Regions from separate parts of the Homo sapiens genome. Here region 1 is linked to region 2. Evidence: read pairs that join two places in POLR2A ChIA-PET (ENCODE). Cell type or tissue: HepG2. All regions are shown on one strand.

Evidence for each region. ChIA-PET counts read pairs that join two places held together with the same protein. Peaks named below come from ENCODE experiments on the same cell type or tissue, not always from the same donor. Only the 100,000 strongest peaks of a DNase experiment are listed, where the experiment ranks them.
Region 1: POLR2A ChIA-PET joins it to region 2 with 5 read pairs; 1 of 35 experiments calls an interaction of 5 or more read pairs at or near these places.

Annotation. Positions count from the first base shown.
Region 1 is chrX:20,490,005-20,495,004 of GRCh38, reverse strand. No RefSeq gene overlaps it. Among named protein-coding and RNA genes, the nearest start is that of RPS6KA3, 230 kb to the right of the region's middle. In HepG2, no CTCF peak of the experiment used is centred here; a DNase peak (open chromatin) is centred at 2,854.
Region 2 is chrX:20,251,122-20,256,121 of GRCh38, reverse strand. All of the region lies in intron 1 of RPS6KA3 (ribosomal protein S6 kinase A3), which reads left to right. Among named protein-coding and RNA genes, the nearest start is that of RPS6KA3, 13 kb to the left of the region's middle. RefSeq lists an enhancer at 2,877-3,171. In HepG2, a CTCF peak has its summit at 3,011 (motif pointing left); a DNase peak (open chromatin) is centred at 2,991.

The DNA of each region.
Region 1 (5,000 bases), 240 kb before region 2:
TCCAGCTGCCTCCTTATTTATTTCCTCCCCTTAGCAATGCAACAATTTTTCATTTATTATGAAAGTAAATACAATTGAACTCTACATTTGCAGGATGGTACCATCAGGGAAAACTAGGTAAAGGGCACAAGGGAGCTCTTTATTATTTCTTACAACTGTATGTGAGTGAGTCTACAATTACCTCAAAATAAAAGTTTCATTTAAAAAAAAGGATATATACCACTATAAATCATGCTGCTATGAAGACATATGCACACATATGTTTATTGCGGCACTATTCACAATAGCAAAGACTTGGAACCAACCCAAATGTCCAACAACGATAGACTGGATTAAGAAAATGTGGCACATATACACCATGGAATACTATGCAGCCATAAAAAATGATGAGTTCATGTCCTTTGTAGGGACATGGATGAAATTGGAAATCATCATTCTCAGTAAACTATTGCAAGAACAAAAAACCAAACACCGCATGTTCTCACTCATAGCTGGGAATTGAACAATGAGAACGCATGGACACAGGAAGGGGAACATCACACTCTGGGGACTGTTGTGGGGTGGGGGGAGGGGGAGGGGGGAGGGATAGCATTAGGAGATACACCTAATGCTAAATGACGAGTTAATGGGTGCAGTACACCAGCATGGCACATGTATACATATGTAACTAACCTGCACATTGTGCACATGTACCCTAAAACCTAAAGTATAATAATAATAATAAAAATAAAAATAAATAAAAAATTAAAAAAAGGAACACATGCTCAATGGGAAAAAAAATTTAAACAGTACCTAATTTTAGAGTGTGTATAATCCTGGTGCCCCAACGTGGTTTAGCTATGTTGAAGAACAACTCAAAGATATTTAATTTTTATGCAAATTGTTTCTTTGCGTGTGATGGAATCAGTTGATGGACTGAGTCAAAGCCAAAACGGTATTTATAAGAGACGGGGACAGCGGGAGGGAAAACCTGCAGTTAGCCTGGGAATAGGGATTCTTGTTACACATTTATGAGGTTAAACTAGTTGGCCGGCAATGAACAGAGTGGTCACTCTGGACATCTGGCCTTGCTATGGGCTTCAAAAACTTTTTTTCAGTTGTTTATGGAATTCGTTGTAACCCTCTGAGGGCTTAGCTGAGGAGCATCCAGGCCAGGCTCTCTAGGCAAGCCTGTGTCATTTCACCAGCACCTGCGCCTAAGTTAGGCCCTGCCTTCACTGTTGCCCTCAACAAAATCTCTCAGCCGGCATGAAAGAGAAAACAAGGCACTGGCTTTGGAATTAGATACAAGACTTGGATGGCAGCCTGACTCCCTCATTCATTCATTGAGAGACTTGGCCAAATCGACCTCATCGAGGCTCTGTTTCCTACCTCTAAGAGAAATAAGCATGGTGTTGTTGTGAGAATCAAATGATAACATAATAAAGGGTAAAGCACAGGTGCAATGCGCTGCTTCTGTTGTAGTATGTGCATTTGGTTTGAGAAACATAAAAACACACATGGTCAATCTCTGCTTGTTCTTCCCACAAGGAAGTTGTGAAGTTAACATAGCTCCTACCTCTTTAATGTAGGGCCCATAATGAGATCTATATTATTGATTACAAAGAGCTTTCAGTGGCTGTTTTAAACCCCAGCTGAAGAGGATATTACCTTTACAATTTTTTTTTGCTGAAACACCATGCATCATTTTTTTAAAGGGAAGGAAAAAAGCCTGCTTCTCCACTGCCTCAAGACCTTTGACTGCTGCAAGAGCTTGCATCAGAGACACCAGCTGGTTCTCTGGGTTCTGTTGGCAAAGCTGACAAAACGTCAGTGCCCATCATTTCTTTGGGGAGCCCTTGAGAACTAACTGAGCTGATAGCTCAGTCTTTTCCAGAAATGACTCTCCCCTACTGCTTTATTGATCCCTGCCAGGTACCTCATTTTTGATCCTTTAGCTTGATGTGGCCAATTCTCTGTTGAGTTGCAGTAGAGATCTGTCATGTTGAATTGTCCAACTGGAAACATTCCCAGCCCTACTTCCAGCCCCTCCCCATTTTGCTTTGAGCTGGCTCTGAAACAGATCTCAAAAATAAAGAATTCTCTGTGTCACATAGATAACACTTCTTTAATTCCTGGTGTCCCAAAATTAAATTAGCTATTTTGATGGCCTCATGTTCTGAGAACACTGTGTTTTTTGAAAACCAACCTTTTAGCATGCTAGGAGCCATTTGAAAGCTTTGAGTGAATCTCTGCCAGGCCTAAGTATTGATCTTTGTGGCAAGGGAAGGAGATGGAGAAAAAAATGTAGCAGGCAGGGCAAACAAATAGGAATCCAGAAGTTAGAGGACACTCCTGGGTTTCTCTATGCGAGGAGAATGCTGTTGTGAGGTGCCAAATGGATCAGGGTAGGGATAACAGAACATTCTAGGCTTCGATGATTTTCTCAAGAGCAGCCCTAACGATTCTCAGTGACCGCCATGGAAGGAACATTGTAAACATCAGAGAAAAATTTCCCCTTGCCAACTTTGGTTAAGAGTAATCCACACTCTGATCAGCCTGGGCAACATGTCAAAACCCCGTCTCTACCACAAAAAAAAAAAAAAAAAAAAAATAGCCAGGCATGGTGGCACCTACCTGTAGTCCCAGCTACTCAAGAGGCTGAGGTAGGAGGATCACTTGAGCTCAGGAGACGAAGGTTGCAGTGAGCCAGTCGAGCCACTACACTCCAGCCTGGGCGACAGAACAAGACCCCATCTAAAAAACAAACAAAAAATGAGTAATCCACACTCTAAACAAAGCTTTCTGTCTCCAAAAGTTGATTTCCTTTTGAATAAACAGCTCACTTGCTACTTTGGTCACTGGTGTCACAATCTGCATTGGATCACTAGGGCATCTTAATAATGATCCCCTTAGTAATGATTCATGATGATGTTAGTCTAGAACAGGGGTCAGCAAACAATGGCCCACCACTTGTCTTTGTACAGTCTCATGAGCTAAGAATGGCTGTACATTTTCAATTGGATGGATTTAAAAAACAAAAGACATTTGGTGACATATCAAAATTATATGAATTAAAATTTCAGTGTCCATGTACTTTCATTGGGACATAGCCATACTCATTCATTTACCTACCTACTATCTATGGCTACTTTCACACTACAACAGCGGAGTTGAGTCATTGCAATAGAGATCATATGGCCCACAAAGCCTAAAATATTTACTATCTGGCCCTTTGTTGAAGAAATTTTCCTCCCCTTCTTCCAGTGCTGTCCAATAGAAATTATTTCTGCAATGATGGACATGTTCCATATTCTGTGTTGTTCAATACAGTAGCCACTAGCCACACATGGCTATTTAAAATTAAACCAATTAAAATTAAATAAAATTAAAAATCTATTTCCTCATGTGTTCTAGCCACATTTGAAGTGCTCAATGGCCACATTGTGGCTAGTGGCTACCATACTGGACAGCACAAATCTAGACTAACAAATAGTCCCTATCAAGGGGCTCCATTTTTTTTTTTGTTCTGAGGAATATTTAGAACTCTGCCATTGCTTCCTCCTTCTTTTGCTAACTTTTTAGGGGTCATTTCTCTGCTTCATTTTACAATCAGAAGAGAATAGGTTTCTTAGTTTGAGTACCTCTGTAAGCAAAGCCTGAGACAAGGATTTGGATGCAAGTGGTTTATTTGGAAGATGATCCCAAGAAGCATCAGTAGGGGAGTTGGGGAACTGAGATAGAGAAGGGAAGAAAGCCAATTAACAGCATGTTAGCTGGTATCTCATTGTGGTTTTGATTTGCATTTCTCTGATGGCCAGTGATGATGAGCTTTTTTTCATGTGTCTGTTAACTGCATAAATGTCTTCTTTTGAGAAGTGTCTGTTCATATCCTTCGCCTACTTTTTGATGGGGTTGTTTGATTTTTTCTTGTAAATTTAAGTTCTTTGTAGATTCTGGATATTAGCCCTTTGTCAGATGGGTAGATTGTAAAAATTTTCTCCCATTCTGTAGGTTGCCTGTTCACTCTGATGGTATTTTCTTTTGCTGTGCAGAAGCTCTTTAGTTTAATTAGATCCCATTTGTCAATTTTGGCTTTTGTTGCCATTGCTTTTGGTGTTTTAGTCATGAAGTCCTTGCCCATGCCTATGTCCTGAATGGTATTGCCTAGGTTTTCTTCTAGGGTTTTTATGGTTTTAGGTCTAGGGACATGGATGAAGCTGGAAACCATCATTCTCAGCAAACTATCGCAAGGACAGAAAACCAAACACCGCATGTTCTCACTCATAGGTGGGAATTGAACAATGAGAACACTTGGAGACAGGATGGGGAACATCACACACCGGGGCCTGTTGTGGGGTGGGGGGAAGGGGGAGGGATAGCATTAGGAGATATACCTAATGTAAATGACGAGTTAATGGGTGCAGCACACCAACATGGCACATGTATACATATGTAACAAACCTGCACGTTGTGCACATGTACCCTAGAACTTAAAGTATAAAAAAAAACAAACCGCATGTTAGCAAGACAATTATCAGTATGGGCAACTGGAGCTCAATCCTACTCTAGGAAACTATGTAGACTTACCTCCAAGTTATTCCACCTGAGGGTTGAGGAAGCTAGGATACTTATGCACCAACTTCCCGTTGGTTCTTGGCTAAGGGCTACTTCTGGAGGCATTTACTCTTCAGTGCTTCAGACTAAGTTTTCTTTGCAACCATGAAAAACATCCTCGGGCAGAGAATCACATGTGGTCACAGTAAATAGCAGTAATGCCAAGGAGATATGGGCAGGGTACTGATAGCATCTGTTACAGTGAGGACTGAAAGGTTTAACACCAGAAACTAAAGTAGCGGCTCTACTCCCCTGTAATAGCATTGCTAAAAGGCTGGTGATAGCTGTTGGATAAAGTTAATGGCCAGAGTTGGGGCTTGGGCATCTCTGTAAATGACTAGTGCTCTTTACACTGAGATATGCCTGGAGTATCACAACCTGACTGTGGTCTTCTAGTTCATTTT
Region 2 (5,000 bases):
GGAAGGTCCTTGTATATGTATTTCTTCTCTGTCACCCAGGCTGGAGTTCAGTGGCTCAATCTTGGCTCACTGCAACCTCTGCCTCCTGGGTTCAAGTTATTCTCCTGCCTCAGCCTCCCGAGTAGCTGGAACTACAGGTGCCCACCACCACGCCTGGCTAATTTTTGTATTTTTGGTAGAAATGGGGTTTCTCCATGTTGGCCAGGCTGGTCTCAAACTCCTGACCTCAGGGTGATCCATCTGCCTTTGCCTCCCAAAGTGATGAGATTACAGGCATGAGCCACTGCATCCGGCCTAATTCCTTTTTTTTTTTTTTTTTTTTTTTTTTTTTTGAGACGAAATTTTGCTCTATTGCCCAGGCTGGAGTATGCAGTGGTGCAGTCTCAGCTCACTGCAGCCTCTGCCTCCCGGGTTCAAGTGATTCTCCTGCCTCTGCCTCCCAGGTACCTGGGATTACAGGTGCCCACCACCACGCCTGGCTAATTTTTTGTATTTTTAGTAGAGACAGGGTTTTGCCATGTTGGCCAGGTTGGTCTCGAACTTCTGGCCTCAGGTGATCCGCCCGCCTTGGCCTCCCAAAATGCTGGGATTACAGGCATGAGCCACCTTACCCAGCCTAATTCCTTTTTTAATTGAGATATTTACATACTATAAAATTCACCCTTGTATATGATTCGTGGCTTTTACTATATTCCCAAGGTTGTGCAGCCATCACCACTATCTATTTCCTAGAACATTTTCATCACCCCCAAAAAGAAATTTCATACATGTTAGCGGTCACTCCCCATTTCCTCCATTCCCCCAGTCCCTGGCAATCACTAATCTATTTTCTGTCTCTAGATTCACCTATTCTGGACATTTCATATTAATGGAATCCTACAGTATGTGGCCTTTGTGTCTGTTTTCAAGGTTCTTGCATGTTTCAAGGTTCATACATGTTGTAGCATGTAGGAAGACTTCATTCTTTTATGTGGCTGAATAATCTATTTTATGGATATACCACAGTTTGTTTATCCATTTATCAGTTGATGGACGTTGGAAATTGTTTCTACCTTTTGGCTATTATGAATAATGCTGCTGTGAACATTCGTATTAAGTTTTTATGTGAACACATGTTTCCAGTTTTCTTGGATATATACCTAGGAGTAGAATTGCTGAGTCATATGGTAAATCTATGTTTAGCTTTTTGAGGTACTGCCAAACTTTTCCAGCTGGCCTGTACCATTTTACATTCCCATCAGCAGTGTATGAGAGTTCCAGCTTTTCCGTATCCTTGCCATCACTTATTATTGTCTTTTTTACTATAACCATCCTACTGGGTGTGAAATGGTATCTCATTGTGGTTTTGATTTGCATTTCTCTAATGACTGATGATGTTAAGGATCTTTTCATGTGCTTCTTGTCCATTCGTATACATAATTCACGTGCTTATTTTGTTACCGTTTTAGGGACTTAAGTTGGCTTTTGTTCTAATGCTGATAGGGAAGTTCCTTGTATATGTATTTCTTCTCAGAAAACTTAGTTTCAATACGTGCTTTTAAGATATTTTCTTTCTTTTTAGATTTGATAAATACAAGGCTTTTCCTAAAATAGTGGTTTTCCAAATGGGTTAATAGAGCTCTAGGTTCTATGAAAGTGCCTTAGGATACCTCTCACCTAGGGCACCCTTTCTCTCAGCCAGAGTGGAATTCCTAGAGGAACACAACAAAGAATTAAATATTGGTTATAGAACTTAAAAAAGAAAGTTACAGAAAGAAAACAAAGATTGGGGCAGTGATATTTTTCCTTAGAGTCTCCTCGGCCTAAACTAGTCTATAGTTTCTTATTTAAAGCAAAAGTGCAAGAGTTAATTGAAGATTAATTATTAATCTTAATAGGAAGATAATATGCCTAGAATCTCTGAAATTAAATATAAGTCAACAGATAAATGAATTCAGGAATCCATCTCAAGTGAAGTAACGTATACAGGTATGTTATTTGAAGAAGTAAAAATGCAAATAAAACAAAACCTTATTTGCCTCTTTTCCTTCAAGTTCCTGCTGGCTGTTGGTATAATTCAAGAGTAATAGCTATCAAAATGGATGTTCATATTAAGTAATCCTTAGAGAAATGTCATAGGCAAATTAAAAATAAGTTTTGCCTTGGATTAATAAAAAGAAGAGCTCATAAATGAGTTTTAAAGCTATCTCCTGCCCACCACCTCCCCTCCCCCGCCAGCTCTTCTGAGTATGTATAGTATACTACTAGGTGAAAATGAATTAAATGGATTTATTTTCTTTTGGAACATTAAAGTCTAGAAGTACTAGGGTGGGCAGGAAGTTTAATAGCATGAAACAAGGTAAATTAGTAAAGAATAATATAAGCAGATGTAATTGGATCTTTAGGAGGAAATTATGACCTATAATGTTACAGCAGTTTTCTGTAGTACATTTTCAACCATAATGTGGAAAATTAGAAAATAAATGTTATTTTCAACATAAAAATTAATCACTTGGAGGATACATCTGGTTCTGCCAAGATAGAGGACCCCTATTCCTCCTTGATCTCCCTTACAGCGAAAACACTGTAGACATAACAAACAAGCACAGGAACACTCTAAAGGTGGAAAAAGAAGGCAAACAGCCTGCAGACCTCGAGACTCAAGAAAACCCAGGGAATTCACTATTTGTGTTCTTCCTGTCACCTCCCATATATCCTAGACAGGGTGCTATGAAAGCCTCCAAACTAGAACTGCCAACAGTCACAGACAAAAAGAGCTCTGAGAAAAAGCCTGTTTCCTTTAGACAAACAACTGGGGGAAAGGTAGCCAAGTAAGTCTAAACCTTTTTGACAATACTCACCCTACCCTGGCCAAATACCATCAGAAAAACCCCACCCCACCCCACCCCAAAGAAGCAAATAACAGTGCTCTCACTCCCCAACCCAGTGGTGTGGGCTGGGGAGATCAGAGACCTAAGCACCCATTTCTTTGCCCAGCAAAAGCAGACAGCACTTTGGTTCCCCCTGCTGGGTGGTTTTGGCAGACCAGGCAGGAAGCGTTTTCCCTCATTCCACTTCAAGCTGAAGGAAGTTATGCTCTTGCCAGGGTGGTGTCTAGCAGCAGTGGGGTCTAGTAGCAGATTGAGCCTCCACCCCAACCCAGAAGCAATGACACTTAACAAGGTGACGTGAGCCAGGGCTAATCCATACTCTACCCTCACCTTACATCAACGAGGCAGAACAAGATGGTTGGAGGTAGGATTCTCAACACATCTTACCTCCACTAATGTCAGTGGGGCCCAGTGGAGAACTGAGCCTTCACTCCCATCTGGCAAGTGATGGGTGGCAGGGCTAGTTGGCATTCTGCTTCCTTCTCTACCCTCCCCTGTTGTTAGCTGGGTCCTTTGGGGAGCTGAGCTTTTGGCTTTATAGTGCAGCAACAAAGAAGTTTGAGTCAGCCCTCTGCTTTCCTCCTCCCTGTCATCAGTGGGGCCCAGCAGGGAGGTGAGCTTACACCCCTACTCAGAGGCAGTGAGGTGATACAGGTTGGTGCCCTACTTTCATTGGGACTAAGAGTGGAGCTGAACTTCCGTCCCACCCATCTGCAACAAAACAGTGTGAGTCATTGCTCCACTTTTGCCTGGGTGATGTTGGTGCGGCCCAGAGGGAAGTTGAACATACACACTCCACCTCAACAGGAGGACTGCCTGCTTCGGGGAAAAAAAAAAAAAGATTAAATAGGAAAGAGTCCTATAATCTCCAAATATCCATTAGACAGTAAAAAATCACTTATACCAAAAACCAGGAAAATCGCAACATGAGTGAGAAAAGACAGTCAACACACATCATCACTGTGATAATTCAGATGTTGTAATTATCAGACCAGAATTTTAAAGCAGCCATCACAAAAATGCCTCAGTGAGCAATCACAAACACTCTTGAAACAAATGAAAAATTAGTCTCAGAAAAGAAATGGAAGCCATAAGGAAGAACCAAATAGAAATTTTAGAACTGAAAAATACAGTAACAAATAAACTTACTACATGGGCTAGATAGAAGAATGGAGATGATAGGAAAGAATAACATTGGAGATAAAGCAATAGAAATGAACAATAGAGAAAAAATAAACTGGAAAATGAACAGAGCCTCAAGAGCCTGGTGAACATTAACAAAAGATTTAACATTTATGTCATCAGAGTCCCAGAAAGGGAAAAAAGAAACTGGACCTGAAGAAATAATGGCTGAAATTTCCCCAAATTTTGCAAAAGACATAATCTTACAGATTCAGGAAGCTGACTGAATCCCAAATAAGATAAATGCAAAGTAATCCACTCCTAGACAAAATCAAAATCAAACTTTTGAAAATGAGTAGTTATTGTCTAATAGATACAGAGTTTCAATTTTGCAAGATAGTTCTGAAGATTAGTTGCATAATGTGAATATACTTAATACTACTAAACCATACACTTAAAATAGTTGAGATAGTGAATTTTATGTTATGTTTTATGACAATTGAAAAAGTAAAATATCAAACTTTTGAAAATTAAAGAATCTTTAAAGCAGTTAGAGAGAAATGAACTGTTACCTATAGGGAACAACTCATGCGACAGCAGATTTTCCATCAGAATCTATGGACGTCTGCCAGGCACAGTGGCTTACGCCTATAATCCCAGCACTTTGGGAGACTTACGCCTGTAATCCCAGCACTTTGAGGGGCTTACGCCTATAATCCCAGCACTTTGGGAGGCCAAGGCAAGAGGATTGCTTGAGCCCAGGAGTTCGAGATCGGCTTGGGCAACATGGCAAGACCCCATTTCTACAAATAATAACAATAATAAAAATAAATAGCCAGGCATGGTGGCACGTGCCTGTAATTCCAGCTACTGGGGAGGCTGAAGCTGGAGGATCACTTGAGCCCAGACAGTCAAGGCCCCAGTGAGCCATCTTCACACCACTGCACTCCAGCCTGGGCGACACAGTGAGACCTCATCTCAAAACATCTATGGATGCCAGAAGGATAT